2 separate regions of the Homo sapiens genome follow, and region 2 is linked to region 1. A link is a loop called in an ENCODE intact Hi-C map of the cell type or tissue named here. Cell type or tissue: HCT116. All regions are shown on one strand.

Region 1 (8,000 bases):
AGTCCTTTAGAAGACACTATGGTATTCCAACTAGATTTCCTTACCCTTTTCAGGACTAAAGAACTTACTTCTCAGCTTCTGGGAATGCTGACAGTTGATGGCTCACAGGCGAATCCTTCCTTCCAAGTTTCACCCTCAGCTGAAGAGAGCTGCGGGTATGACATCTTACCTCCTTCCTGGGGCAGTCCACAGCCAATGACTAGTCAGTGCTGAGGGCTGGAAGGGGAAAGCATACAGAGAATGTCAGGAAACAAAGCTCCCTTGCTCCTATTTGGAAAAACCATGCGGGGATATCAGGGATATTTCAGCTCCAGAGGGCCTTCTGGAACCAGTTTTTGCTGTGACTTCATCACAACCCAACCCCTCCCTAAGCTTGACCTACCTTCATTTCCCTTCAGTGGTTGACACAAGGAGCCCTCTGCCACTCCCCCATTCACTCCTTGAATGCCAATCTCTGTCTCAGAACCGCTTTCCAGGGAGTCTGACTGTGAGAGTCTTCAACAAGGACCCCATGTTAAAAAAAAAAAAAAAAAGAATTCTTCCGTGCTTCCTTCTATAACAGTTTAATCACATACACAAACGTATGTAGGCATATACATGAATAAAAGTGTTATAAATATATAAGATTTTGGTTTTTGTTAATGGGATATTATACATTTCTTAGTTTTACCATTCAATAGCACATAGTATAAATTCCTTCAACACAACTTGTACCATTTTATAACTTTAGTTTATTCTTTGAGTAGCTACATAATACTCCATGATGTTGACATATCATAATGTAGTCATTCATCTTTTGCTGGGCATTCATCTTGATTACTGTTTTGTTTTGTGTTCGTTTTGGCCCCCATGAACAATGCTGGAGTAAATATCATTGTATATATGCCCCTATGGACTGGTAGTTTCATTTCTGTAGGTTTCCAAAAATAATAATAGGTTCAAAAATATGTATATTTTATTTTCATAGATATTGCCAGATTTGTTTCTAAAATCCTATAATATTCACATTTGTACCATTAATAAGAATAACTTATGAAATAATTCTATATAAGTCATTGTGATATATTTCTTTCTTGTCCTATACATAAACAAATGACTTAATGAAAACTTTCTTTTTCAAGATGAAAGTCTAGAGAGGTCCCCAAAATCGATCCAGCAAAGATTTTTTTGGATATAACCCTAAAAGCACAGGCAACAAAAGCAAAACCAGACAAATGAGACTACATCAGGCTAAAAATCTTCTTCACAGCGAAGAAAACAATCAACAGAGTCAACAGGGAACCCATAGAATGGGAGAAAGTATTTGTAAACCATACATGTAAGAGGTTAATATTCAAAGTATATAAGGAACTCAAAAAACACAATTGCAAGAAAATAAATAACCCAAGTTTTTAAATGGACAAAGAACCTAAATAGACATTTCTCAAAAGAAGACATGCAAATGGCCAACAGATATATGAAAAAATGTTCAACATCACTACTTATCAGAGAAATACAAAGTAAAACTGCAATGTGGTATCACCTCACATCTGTTAGAATAGCTATAATCAAAAGGACAAAAAATAACAAGTGTTGGTGAGGATGTGGAAAAAAGAGAACCTTTGTCCACTGTTGGTGGGAATGTAAAATGGTGCAGCATATCAAGAAACAGTATGGATGCTCCTCAAAAGAAAATTAAAATAGAACTATCATATGATCTAGCAATCTCACTTCTGGTTATACATATATAAAAAAATCAAGTCAGTATGTTGACAAGATATCTGCACTCCCATGTTAATTGCAGCATTATTGACAATAGCCAAGTTATGGAATTAATGTAAATGTCCATCAACAGTAAATGGATTTTTAAAATGTGGTATATATACACAATGGACTATTATTCAGCCTTTAAAAAATAAGGAAATTTTGTGATTTGTGAACCTGAAGTATACTATGTTAAATGAAATAAGCTAGGCACAGAAAGACAAATACTGCATGATCTCATATGGATGTGGAATCTGAAAAAATCAAACTCATAGAAACAGAGAACAGAATGGTAGTTGCCAGGGGTTGTGGATATGTTGGTCAAAGAATACAAAATATCAGTTAGAAAGAATAGGTTGAAGAGATGTACTGTACACATGGTGAATATATTTAATAACAATGTATTTGCATACTTAAAAATTGCTAACAGAATAGATTTTAAGTGTCACCACAAAAAAATAAGCATGTGAGATAATGGATATGTTAATTAGCTTGATATAACCATTCCACAATGTATTCATATTTCAAAACATCATGTTGTAAACGATAAATATATATAATTATTTGTCAAATAGACAAATAAATACATAAATTGTATCATTATAAAAAAAATGTTTTAAGTGCTACTTGATCACCAAAACAGAAAACACAAAATGAAAAACCACTCATTTTAGAAACTCACAGACTGGTAGAAGTGATGATAACATAAAAATGGAAAACTCTTTTTTAAAATCGAAAGTACTACAATTAATTGTAAGGCAAGTCTAGCTTTTTTTTAAGTTAATAAAATATTTTTTAAGTTTTTTTTAAATGGAGCTAGAATTTATGACTGATATACTTAAATTTATCTAAAACAATTTCTTTTGTTATTCAGACTCTCCTAGAAGCAATAAAAAGTATCCAACCTCTTTTCCCCCAGAATTGATATTGTGATGCCACTAAATATGTTCAAAAATTAGGGATAGCCAGTAAGAATTATAACTAACGATTTCCTGAATCCAGGGAATAAATATTGGTTTAAAAACAGAAAACAATGATGTTCAATTCGGAAAGCTACATACAACGTTCCATATTCAGATTTTAAATGTAGTCAGGTGCAAGAATAGCTAGATACTACCATCCCTGATTTCACCAACAAACCATTATGGACATTTTTAATACATGATACAAATCTAACATTCTTAAATGTGTTTCTGCTGACATACGATAAAATATATATATATATATATATATATATATATATATATATATATATATATATGTATCACAAAGTTCAGCTATTTTGTATTTTGTCATTGGAAAATGTGTTGTGATTTGCAAAGAAAACAGTTTTCCTGTTTTAGCAAAATTAGAAGTTAATGAACTGAGTATTCCACTGTAGCATTAACATAAATAAATACAAATCTACAACAAAGAGAGTTAATCAAATTGAGTTGAACAATGCATTATCCCAAGTACATTTTGCACAAAACTACAGGCTGAGGAGTAATTATGTTTATGCATGGGCACTTGGCATTTTCAACTTGAAAAACATTTTTTCCAAGTAAAGTTGATTCCATTTACAAGCGCAACCAGTTGGTTGCTAATGTTAGGACACCATCTTGTGGATAAGGTATCTAATTTGGAAACGTATTTGAAATCATTTACACAGTAAAATGCAAAAAAAATGTTCTTGATATCACAGAAATTAATCAACAGCTTTACCTTTATTAGCATGTCTACAAAAGGTATGGCTAATAAAAGAACACTGAATAATTTTTATCAAAAAAGCCTTTTCTCATTGTGCATCTGCTATGGACCAAATGTTGTATTCCAAAGTCAGTGTATTAGAAAGGCATTTTAGTGAAATCTTTATTCTACAGAGAATTAATGAAATCCATGTTAGTAAAGATAAACTTTCATTTGCTGCTATCACATAATGCTGAACACGTTTAAGATATAGATTGTTTGCCAATATATTGTTCTTGAGTTTTATATTGTCAATATTAAATACATATATTTAATATATATATATAGGAGGCATATAAGAATCTCAAATATCAAACTGGTTTTCTCCTTAAAAAATATTAATATCCACTCCAGCCTGGGTGACAGAGTGAGACTCCGTCTCAAAAATATGTATGTATATTAATATCTCCATTAACCTGCCTGTTTACTTAAATAAGAAAAGTAACACTTATAGGAATGCTGATACAGTTTGGCTTTATATAACACAATAAGTTAGCAGAAACAGAATACATGCCTAAGAAAGCTGAGCGCCAGTCTTTCCTCTGCAACTGATTAGCCACCTATCTTGGACAAATCAATTCACTTCCCATGCCTTAGTTATCACAGCTGTGACAAGAAATAGTGGATGCTTATCCAGAGAATTTTTGAAGACATAAAATAATACATATAAAATTTCTGCATCTACCGCAATATAGGAAATAAGAAAAACAGATCTGATTTTATTCCAGATCCTTGTTCTAATCCCTGTCCTCAAAAACAGCTATGGTTTCTTTAGGTCTTTTTTAAAAAATTCTGTGAACACCCACTGTATCTTCCAACACATTTTTCTTTTATTAAGCTGTTATGTGCAGTAAACCTTCTTGACTAACACAGCACTCATGTGATTTGGGGAAGGTAATTACATTTAGTTAATGGAGGAGGGAATAAAAATTCGGGTTTTCATTAAACGGGTATGGGTTTGAATTCTGACTTTCCCACTTATCAGTTGTATGACTTTTGGTCAGTTATTAAGCTTCTCTTGCCTTGGTTTTCTCATTTGCCTCACAGAGTTCTAAAAAGCACTAAATTAAGGTGTGTAAGGCATTTATCACAGTGACTGGTCTATGGCAAGTGGGATATGGTGAACAAGAAAGATTATTATTATAATTATTGTAAATGGATATTATTTAATTTGACATCCTCCCAAATCTCAAAATAAATCAGAGTATGAAATACTCATCATTCATAATATCTGTAAAAGAAATAATACTGTTCTGCATTGATGCCCACAAAATATCCACTTAGAAGAAGACTTAAATGGTATTTTTATAGTCTGAATTGATTTCCTCTAAATGGCTAAAGCTCTGAAACAACTTGTAACTTCCCATCTGCACCATAGTACACAGACCACAATACATCCAACTCTTCGAGAGATTTGAATCTTCACAGCTCATTAATCTATAATGAAAATAACTTATGAGCATCTTTGACTTACAAAGGCAACTTGCCTTCCTCATCATGGATTCGTGGCTCCTCCAGTAAACGTGGTGAGTCAAGGTTCTGCAGCATTCAAACAGCTTAACCATCAAAGTGACCAAAGGTCTTTTTGAAGGAGCTAAAGAAATAAAAGAGATATCCCCTAGTTTCTCTTCTGACTGTATGATACTTCAAAAAGTAAAAATACAAACTGACTATTTTGGAAATGTGAGATTGTGTTGTTTTTCAACCACATATGTGATTTTTTTGCCTTCGATATCTAGTTAATTAAAACAGAAGCATTTTACAAATACATAATGTCTCAGAAAATAAATCTGCATTCCCCTCCTCCCTCCCATTTTTTTTTCTAATTCAATTTCTAAACTTTAAGAATCAACTCAATTCTCAGCATATCCTTCTATCCTTCCTGATCCATTAGAAGTCCTAATGACCATCCTAGGCCATATTATACTTTATTTTATTCCATGTCAATAACTTGGAGCAAATAAAGACACCTCAAGCAGGCTAAAAACCTAGGATTTCATCAAATGTATAGCTTTTAAATATGAAATTAGCATTTACCTTGGAGAGAGGCAATCTGATTTTTTTCTGTTCATAAAAGTATACACTTTTTTTATTATGTTTAGACTGAAGAATTTATCGCATGCCTATTGTTTGAACTCAAGATTGTCTTTCATTTCACATTTTTCTCTTCAGTCATAACTGGATCACATTACTCACATTAAAAAAGACATAACATGCAAGAAAATAGTTCCAAATTCCTTTTCAAAATATGTGTGTACTTTTTTCCTGGCTTTCACAACAGCAAGGCATTTCCAATCTGTCTATGGTTTTGTTCTTGCTAGAATTTTTTATGCAATATCCTAAATAAGCAATTTTGGGGGAGGCATATTAAAGCGCTTAAACTTTTCATAAAAGAAAATACTCTTTTCTGGTAAGCTGTATTCCTCCATTTATTATTTATTTTCTGAAATCCAGCTACCAGTATTGCTGATTTTAGAGTATCAGCAGCTGACTGGCTCTGAGTTGGTAAGCACAGTCTACAATTGTCCTCTGTGCCTGTGTGTGTGTATCACTTGTTTAGGTAGGTGATGGTGGAGAGTGGTTTTTATTTTGAAATTTTTGATTGTAGAGGCTGACCATGTCATTAGGAAATATGTGTAAGGAGTCACACAATACTTATCGATTAGCTGCTTGGGCATCCAGCCCCTTAATCTAAGTCTTCACAAACTGTTACCTCATGCTATACTTTGTAAGTTAATGCAGGTCAGGGACTTCAAGAATCTCAAAATAACAGGTGGCTGGGATTATGTGGTAACTATTTTGAGATCACTGCTATCTGCTACTTTCCCTCAGTTACTGATACAATCCTCTAGGGACAATTGTTTGAAAAATCCATTATATTTTCTGTTATGTCCCTATCCCTACCCTTTACAAATTATAATTTGAACAATATTAGCACAATGTTGAGCTGTAATAGGCACTTAACATGATTTTTCTTGAAACTATTGTTTTCATACCAATCCTAGATTTCTTTCTTCCTATGATAACACCTCTATATTATACCCTCTGTGAAAAAGAGTTGTGTATTTCAGTAAGCTATATTTTGAGGTACTTCCTAATATATACCTTTCCATTTCAAATATTAGCATTTTTGATATTTGGTTATATTAATATTTTTAAATAGACTTTTATATACTCACACTGTCTACTTAATAACTTTTTAATTGTGATCAATAGTGCATTCTATCATGTGCTGATTCATTGGAAGCAAAGATTTGAGAGAAAATGTTCTGCATACTACAGTACTGCTTTCAATTGAATATTGATTGATCCAGCACATTTATATTAGGAGTTTTTTATTGAAAGTAATAGAGCTAAGCCCAGATTAAGAGTGCTCCATTGCTTTCAAAAAAGTCCAGTCATAAAACACATTATATTTAACATCTGTGGCCACTTTAACCTCCTAGCTTCCTATGACAGTATATGCACTGTCTTTTAACCCCTGCCAATTCAATATTATTACTTGTTTTGATGGTATATTTCCGAAATATATTGCACAGGAAACTGAGTTCTGGTCCAAGGCACCAGATAATTATTCTTGTAAATATTAATTAAAATAAAATAAACTGAAAATGGCATTGTTGTTATTTACTTTTTTATCTAGATTCTTATAACCTGACAATTCTACCGTCTCACTGATACATGATAGTCCAAGAGCTAAGATGATATTGCAGGACTATCATTAGAGGGGAAAAAAAGCAATTCTAAGCTGCCTTTAAAAAATATTCCTGGCTGAGCACAGTGGTTCACACCTGTAATGCCAGCACTTTGGAAGGCCAAGGTAGGGGGATCACCTGAGGTCAGGATTTCAAGACCAGCCTGGCCAACATGGTGACAGCCTGTCTCTACAAAAATACAAAAATTAGCCAGTCGTGATAGATTATGCTAAAATGTTCACCCTACCTGATACTAATTTTCCATTATGACGGGAAACACATATTAGAACCTACAAAGTAGTTGAGAGGGGATATGTACTTGATGGATGGAGAAAAATTGCCTCTGCAAAAATGCCTCATTTACATGATGTTAAAATGAATCATTTTTACCTAATTGGCATCACAGTTGAGCTGAATTAAGATAAACAGCTATAATTTATTAAGTTAAGCACTCACATGTGTATAACAAGATGCCCATCACAACAGAAGTACAGCCAAACAATATACTAAAGAGTCACAGATTTATTGACTATTTTAACTGAAAATATCTTTAAATATTATCTTGTCCTGATATGTTAGCCACTCATCTTTTAAGAAAAAACAAAGAACAGATAAATTCATGGGTGACTGGGTTGAAAAGGTGAGAACTGTTTAAGGCAGGTGTTAGAAATTTCTTTATTAAAAACTGCATATATTTAAAATATTACGATGCTACTGTTTAAGAAAGAATATTTGAAAATATGTATTAAACTTGTAAGTGAACAATAAGAAACACAAAATATTATTAATTTATGCTTACAAAAAAATATTAAACTACAATAGGCAGATTGCAGC
Region 2 (8,000 bases), 1.2 Mb before region 1:
TCTCCTTGAAGAGGTCTTTCACGTCCCTTGTAAGTCAAATGATTTTTATACCTGGATTATTTTTATACTTTCAAGTTCTTTCACTTGGTTTTGTGTAGACTTCATTTATGACTGTTTCTATGGATGTACATTAATATAAAGATCAAGTCAACTGTTTTGATCATCGATTTAGATGATTCTATGGAAAAGAAATATTTGCAATGGTGTCTATGTTTTTTTTGTTTATTGATATTCTACATGGACATCATGAATTGGACCTGTGGTAAATGTTTGTTTCCTGTAGGTTTCTGTATAGTATAGCAGTCATGATATACTTTGGAGTCATATAAGCTTGTTACTTTTAGTATGTATTACTTTCTTCCAAAAAGTACAGTAGGGAAAGATAGAGGAAAAATAAGAGAACTTTATATTGGAGAAACTGACAAATACTACCTGAAGGCAAGTGGACCAGCTTAATATCAATGTAATAAATCATATTTTTAGTAAGTATTATTGATGTGATGTGTTAAGAATGGCGTTTTCCCTCTGTGGTCTTCTCAAAAACACATTTCCTTAGTCTAACCATAAGAAAAGTATAGACAAACCCCAACTGAATGACATTCAACAAAATGCCTGACTAATAATCCTCAAAACTGCTAAGGTCATGAAAAACAAGGAATATCTGAGAAATTGAGAGAGCCTAAGGAGACATGATACATACAGTATCTTCAATGGGATCGTGCAACAGAAAAGGGACATTAGGTGAAGACTGAGGCCATCTCAGTGAAGTATGGGCATTAGATAATAATAATATTAATATATTTATATTGGTTTATTAATTGTAAAAAAGTACCATACTAATGTAAGATGCTAAAAATAGGGGAAACTGAGTGAAGGGTGTATGTTAACTCTCTGGACTATTTTCTCAACAATTCAGTAAATCTAAAAATGTTCTAAAATAAAAAGATTATTTAAAATAACAGTGCAGATATATTTCATCATTCACCTAAAATGCAGCCGAGTAATCTAGACATAAGAGTGTGTATGAGATATTAATCTATTTAGATAAAGTTCAAGGATAGGCAAAATTAATTCATGCTATTATAAATCAAGAAAAATGGTTTCACTTGGGAGAGGAAAGTGACTGTGGAAGGAGCACAAGGTGTTTTCTGGGAGGGCCTGTGGTATTCAGATTCTTGGTCTCTATGTTGGTCCCATGGATGTTCACCTTGGAAAAAAAACAGTTGAGCTATAATTATGATTTTTATATTTGTCTGTATATATAATTCAATAAAAGTAAAAAAAAAAAGTATTTTTTCACTGGCATTTGGATTATATACATTATAAAGGGTTATTAAGCATTAAACACCAAAATGCATTTTGTGTAAAATGATTTTTTAAAATTAAGAAACAGTATAGTATTAACCCATAAGTATAATAATAAGTGTTATATTGGTATATCTTTTTTGCATTATTTAAATTTTTACCATGTCTGTTTTTAAAAAAATCACAATACACATCCTTAGAAAAACAAAGGTATTCTAGAAATAAAGAGATAAATCTTAATCAGAGGTAGGAAGGGATATCTGCAGTCAAGAGCACTGATTACCATTTATTTGACTTAGGCCTAGGTTTATGGTGAGTGTACTTCTGTAAATAATTATAAATCAACTGTACAATGCTTCACATTAAAAAAAAATAGAACAAAGTTAATGCAGTCATTTATTCTCACTAGAAGTGATGCATTTCTCCAGTCCCTGATGGGCAGCCCTCTTGTGCCATACACCTCATGTTTATGTGCCTCTCATGATGACCTGCCTGCACACATCAAAATGACCTTTTAAAAGTGAGTAATGCCTTAGCTTAAACCTCTTTCATGACCCCTCCTCACTATCTGGATAAAAATCTAAACTCCTAAACAAGACTATGGCACAGACTGTTAATTGTCCCTTAACAAATTACTGATTCTTCTTCAATAAAGTAATATCCAAAAGGTAGCTAGGCAAATGACCACCCTGTCCCAAAAACCTACATTTCTCAAACTCTTTTGTAACTAGTAGATGTGACAGATAATGTAGACCCAGCCAATAGAGTTTAAGTGATGTGAACAACTTTCAGGAAATATCCTCTGAGGAGGTGTGTTTGATTTGCTGCCCCTTCTCCCTTTTTTGCTGCTTGGAATGCAGACATGATGGCTGCAAGTCATCTTGGACCACAAGTTAGAAGACGCAAATTGAATATGCACTGGACTACCTACTTTACATGAGAATAAGAGACTTCTAACTCATTCAAGCTCCTTTTATTTTGAGTATTGAATCTAATCCTAATTTTTTTGTTTCTACCCCCATGTAACCTTTGCTTCTTTGCATAGGAAACTAGATAATGGACTTACTAGGAGAAGACAAAATTTAATGGCCTTTTTTTCCCTAGTATATAACAAACTACTTGACACATAAGAGTTGCCACAAAAAGTGTCTTTTTTTTTTAACTTGGTTAAATATAAATATCACCTCCAACAAAAATTAAATTCAGAGATACATTGAAAAGCTAAAAAAAATCTCAAATTATCTTCCATCTCCATTGATTCAGGAGGGGAAAAATAAGAAGGAATTTGAAAGATACACAACAGAGAGAAAAGGTAAACCTCAAATATTATGAATAATTTCAGAGTGAGAGAGAATATACTACATCCCTTAAAAAGAATATGATTCTATGAAAATATGTAATAAAAATAAGAAAGGGTCCTCATATGTAAACATATTATGACCATGTTTAAAACTTCAGTAAAAGAGTTGAATGGTAAAAGCCCTAAACAGTACAAGACAGAAATAGAAAAAATGAGGGAAAAAAAGATAAAAACATTGTAGGAACAACCCAGGACATCCATTACCCAACTATTAGAGATTATCAGAAAGAGAGAGGGAAGGATTAGAGAAGGGAGAACGATCAAAAACATAATATATAAACACATCTCAAAACAAAAACAAATGATGCTCAATATATACTTACTGAAGTATTCATATATGCATTCTTTATCTCATGTACACCAATCATAATTATTGATCATATATTACCTGCCAGAATATATACTAGCTACTGAAAAGAAAAAGAGAAATAAAATGATATTTCTGATTTCCAGTCTCCACCCATCCCTCTGCTCACTTATTTTTTATGTTAACTCAGGCCTGTGGTAATGATAAATATTTAATAATACAATACTTAATAATGAATGCTTATTTTCTCTTGGTGATTGTGTATATTAGCTGATAGACATTAAGTCTATAAAATTTACCTGTACAAATTACTAAAAAGAAATGTATAATGTTAGCAAGAATTTTCAATGGATGATTTATCTTCAAATCAATAATTGACCTTTTTTTTTTTTTTAAAAAAAAAGAGGTTTTTATGGTCCCTAATAGTTTAGCGTCAAAATAAAGCATAAAAAGAGATGGACCTATTATTATAGACATATATAGAAGCATTTGTACAAACAAGTAAAAAGAAGGAGAGGAAGTGTTAGAAGTAGTAGTTTGACAATATCTGATAACCAAATTTAGTGCTTCATTTTCCCCCAAAATATTTCTTTACTCAATTTGTCTTATGAAAACTCACGGATATGGTCTGTGGGATTGTACATTAAAACACCCTAGTATGGAACACAATAAAATAAAACCATGCAATCACATGACTCATGGTAATGTGAATTTGGATGATAGCAATTGACTTTTTTTTTTTGTTTTTTTTTTTCTGAATGCAACCCATATTTTCAAATGAAGGTGGTCAAATGAGAAGGCTAAATGTGAAGAGAAGTGAGACACCCTCTTGAAGATCTAGGTGGATTTAGGAAAGGTCGTTATATTCTTGGTATCCATCATTCCCAATTCCTTGGATAGGGATGATAAGACAGGTTCCAGCCACCAGAAGATCCCTTGAATCACTATCACTGTCCAGGAACCCCAGCCAGTTACTGAACCGAGCCTTTTACCTGTTTTATATTTTAGACAGAGCATGCAGTTGCCACCAGGTGGTGCCAAATTCCAACTGGGACTTGGATTTGGAGTACACAGTCAGACCCAGAATTCCAAACCCCCTAACTGCTTGGTTCATTTCGTTATTCTCAAAATATCATCACCACCTTTTCACCAATGACTGTCTTTGAGCCTTCTTACCACATTATGAAAGGATTTTACTGCGCTTTAATTTCTGCTGACTGAAGTTCTGCAAGTACACTATCTTCAGGCAATCATGGAAGAAGTCAACTGAGTAGTTAGCTTGTATAGCTAACTTATAATATCTTTGCCTATCTTTGGTTCAATTACTTCTTTTCTTATAGCACCTCTCTTCTTAACGGATGTAAGATAAGTGGTAGCTATCATGTGAAAACTGTTATCTTCCTCCATAATCTATCATGTCACATTAAGCTCCAAAGAAAATAGAAAGCCATTCTAACAGTAGTAATCACTCTCAAAAAAAAAAAAAAAAAAAAATTACTAAAGTACTTACCAGACACTCTGGAATAAGGGAAAAATCGTTATAAGTATGATGCCAATATCTAAAATCCAGTATAATTAGTTGTGACAAAAAATATGCTATGAAAAGCACACATTTCAGTTAACATATTTATGTACACCTTGCCAAAGTAGCTTTTTACCAGTTTTAAAAATAGCCACTTCTATAATTTTTGTGTCTATTATAAACAAATATAAGCAATTTAAGTAATCAGCCAATTATTGACTTAGTATCATACATAAGTGATATATTTGTGCTTAATGTTTCTGTAGTAAACTGTTTGGGAATTTATTTCATTCAACCTACGTTTATTATGAGATTACCAACTGTCTGTGCACAGAATAATGTTCCTTTTATTGAAGGCTTCTTTAAGAAGAAAACATATCCAAATGATTTTTGTAGGAATATTTGAGGTTAAAATAAAAGAGGTTAGAATTTTTATTCCTTGGGGCTTTGGAATGAGAAATGTCTGCATTTAACTTTATAGGAGCCACGTGATTTTTTAAATTAAAGAGCTTAGATTGTTCGAAAGAAGATTGCACCTCAGTTATTTTTATATATGGAAAAATCATCACAAAATCAAACTGATTTATTTCTTTTAACTTGCTGAGTTCTTAGTATAGTTCAGCTACTGTTTTGCTCATAGAGCTCTAAAGGTAAATTAGAAATGATCTACATGTATTTTGGTGTTTAAGGGAGACAAACAATTAGCATGCCTCTTGCCAGCCCAGGTTTTAAACCAATTGAGGATAAACTTAGAGTAAGCAGATTGAAGCTGAGATAACACCTAAGTTTCTGATAAACGGCAGCTTGAAGAATGACTCTTGTGCAGTGGTGTGCTTGAGCCAGCTCATAGGGGGCTTGTGAAAGCTAATTATTTACACATTCTCCTAGTTCCATGTTCAGTGACCTCATGTTGGTGCCTTGAAATCAAATTGTGTGGGAATATTTGCACTATGAAAATTGGTAAATGACACATTGGGGATTTTTTTACCCTGGAGAGCTGGTTGTTAGACATTTAACAGAATGCTACCCACTTTCTGCAAGGATATCTTAGTCTAAATACTGAATCCCAGAGTTACCCATTCAGTCCCACAAGATGAATATTCCCTGCACCTGGAGCTAAACAAGTGGCTTCTCTTCACATAACTTATTCATCAGAGGAAGGGAAAAGGAAGACCTTTAATTATGTATGCTCTTTCCAAACTCTCCTGTTTATTCTGCCTTCCCAAGGACAGAAGAAGTGAGGATGTGACAACTTGGAAGAAAGCATTAGGAATGTGAACGCATGTTCCCCCACCTATTGCCTCCCACCTTCTGCTTTTTGTTCATTTTTTGGAATTTACCATTAAGAACTGAACTTTACTAAGGGTGTGATTGTCGCCATATGGGAAGGATATTGACATTCCTTTAGGGCATTTTCTAATGCTATCCCAACACCAACGTGCTATCCCAATACCAACCATTGTTTCTTTGAGTACCTTCCTGGGAATACTGGTGATGAGGTTTTGTGGGTTTTGATGTTGTTGTTGTTGTTGTTGTTGTTGTTCCCAGAGAGCTCTAACTATTGGACCCATGTTTGAAAATGAAATATTAGTAGATTTAAATTCAATTTTCCCTCTGCAAATACAACTACAGAATTTTCTTGCACTTTTTTTTTCTGCAACAATATGTGATTTCACAATGGAAGGCATCCCTCACATTGTACTGAGAAGCTCACAGTCGGGTAACTCTCCAGTGTGACATGTATGTCTGCCCAGTATATCAACTCCAGCCTCACTTAGGTTTATAGGTTTTCGATATTTCTGCAGCTGTTGTAACAGTTTCCCATGAGTGGGGGAAAAAAAAAAAAAAGCTCTGAATTCTCTTGTTCTTCATGGAACCAACACTTGTACGATGTCCAGACAGCACTAGGGAAACATTAAGCAAATCGGAAATACTCGTGTTCACTATTTCACTTTCCCCATAAAGCCCTGAAATTGTTCCAAATAATATAATTAAATAAATTCTGAAGGCTCTCTGTATTCAAGTCTAAAAATTTACTTGCTAATCTCTTTCTGATCCTGTATTATTTCCAATCTCACTGTCTAGTAGAAGCTTTGAAATTTGATGAAAGACAAAAATAAGATACTACAACAATACATATGCATATGGAACTCCAAGACATAAAGATAAAATTTATATAAGGAACTCCAATAATAAAATGCCAGCAGTAGGAGTCCCTACGTAAATAAATCTGCTCCCATTTTTCTAATTATATGAGAGTGAAATCATATTTAAAAATTAACACTTTTTAAAGGTGAAATCCAGAAATATAGTCTGAAATCAAATTATCTTGCACTTGTTCATCTAAAAGTCTAAAGAAGTAGTATTTCCTTCTTTTTTTATTTCTTCATCTCTCTCTCCCTCCTGCCCTCCCCAGTCCTTGCCAACTTCTTATTCTTCCCTCTGGTCACAATCAGGGTTCTTTCAGCAGTTCAGTGTGGGTTTTCTCTTTCTCTCTCACCTGCGACCCCCCATCATAGTTCTTTTAAGGTCTCATATGTTATATTAGTTTGATTCCAAGTCTTTCATGAACCATACTTTAAAATGCTCAAAGGGTTCATTGGATGTACACAATTATCAAAAGCACTGGCCCCACAAAATAAAAGTTCAAAGGTGAACCAATTTGATTCCAGGACCTAGTAGTTGTGGTTTTTCAAAGACCATCCTTTATTTTTATTCTATTTCTTTGTTGGCTAGATTTCATTGTCAATTCCATTATTTTTTAAAGAAGCATTCAAGATATCTGTAGTCTGTGTTTTCTTGGTTCCTTGAGAGTTTCTGTTTGTTTTCTCTGTAATTGGATAATTTGGCAATTTTTAAATGTCAAATATAAAATGTAATATATTTTCTCCTTCAGAATGTATAGACCTACCCACTGAATATGTTTTCATTGATATATAATACTTGTACATATTTTCAGGGTACATGTGATATTTTGATACATTCATGTGATATATAATGATCAAGGCAGGTAATTGGGATATCTATCATCTCAAACATTTATCTTTTCTTTATGCTAGGAATATTGCATTTATAGCTATTTTGAAATATACAGTAGATTAATATTGATTTAATCCTTTCAACATAGCTTTTTCTTTCATCTTCTGGGTTGGTAAATTTTGGTCTTTTTTATATTCCTTGAGAACATGAGGTTTGAAACTATCTTGTCTCTTGTATTTATACTTGAACGGCAGCTTGGCTAAGTTGACATTCTTGGATCAAAAAGAGACAGTCATCTGAGGGAAGGTTGGCTTAACTTGCAGTGGTTTGAGAATGTACCATTGAGCCAGATCACTTGATGCTTAAAAAGAGTGACAGATGTTATAGCTGAAACACCTTCACATTTTGGCTACTGAGCAGGTTGCTGAAGTACCTGAGATAATATGCATGTCCTCCAACCCAGAGCCCCAGTACTTCTCACTACACAGGCACTGCCATGCATTCTGTAGTTCAGATCACTCTTCCTC

Evidence for each region. Hi-C counts contacts between places; a loop is a spot of excess contacts. Peaks named below come from ENCODE experiments on the same cell type or tissue, not always from the same donor. Only the 100,000 strongest peaks of a DNase experiment are listed, where the experiment ranks them.
Region 2: a loop joins it to region 1, with 19 times the contacts of the local background. A loop is called at or near these places in 2 of 110 quality-filtered maps.

Annotation. Positions count from the first base shown.
Region 1 is chr5:121,867,360-121,875,359 of GRCh38, forward strand. The region is part of intron 3 of LOC105379149 (a long non-coding RNA gene); the gene reads left to right. LOC105379148 (a long non-coding RNA gene) reads right to left here and starts at 5,181. Exons shown (of 3, transcript XR_001742863.2): 1 at 4,946-5,181; 2 at 383-495; 3 at 1-216. In HCT116, a CTCF peak has its summit at 3,362 (motif pointing left); a DNase peak (open chromatin) is centred at 3,322.
Region 2 is chr5:120,652,023-120,660,022 of GRCh38, forward strand. The region is part of intron 1 of PRR16 (proline rich 16); the gene reads left to right. It also overlaps the pseudogene PRELID3BP8. Among named protein-coding and RNA genes, the nearest start is that of PRR16, 190 kb to the left of the region's middle. In HCT116, a CTCF peak has its summit at 4,011 (motif pointing right); a DNase peak (open chromatin) is centred at 4,029.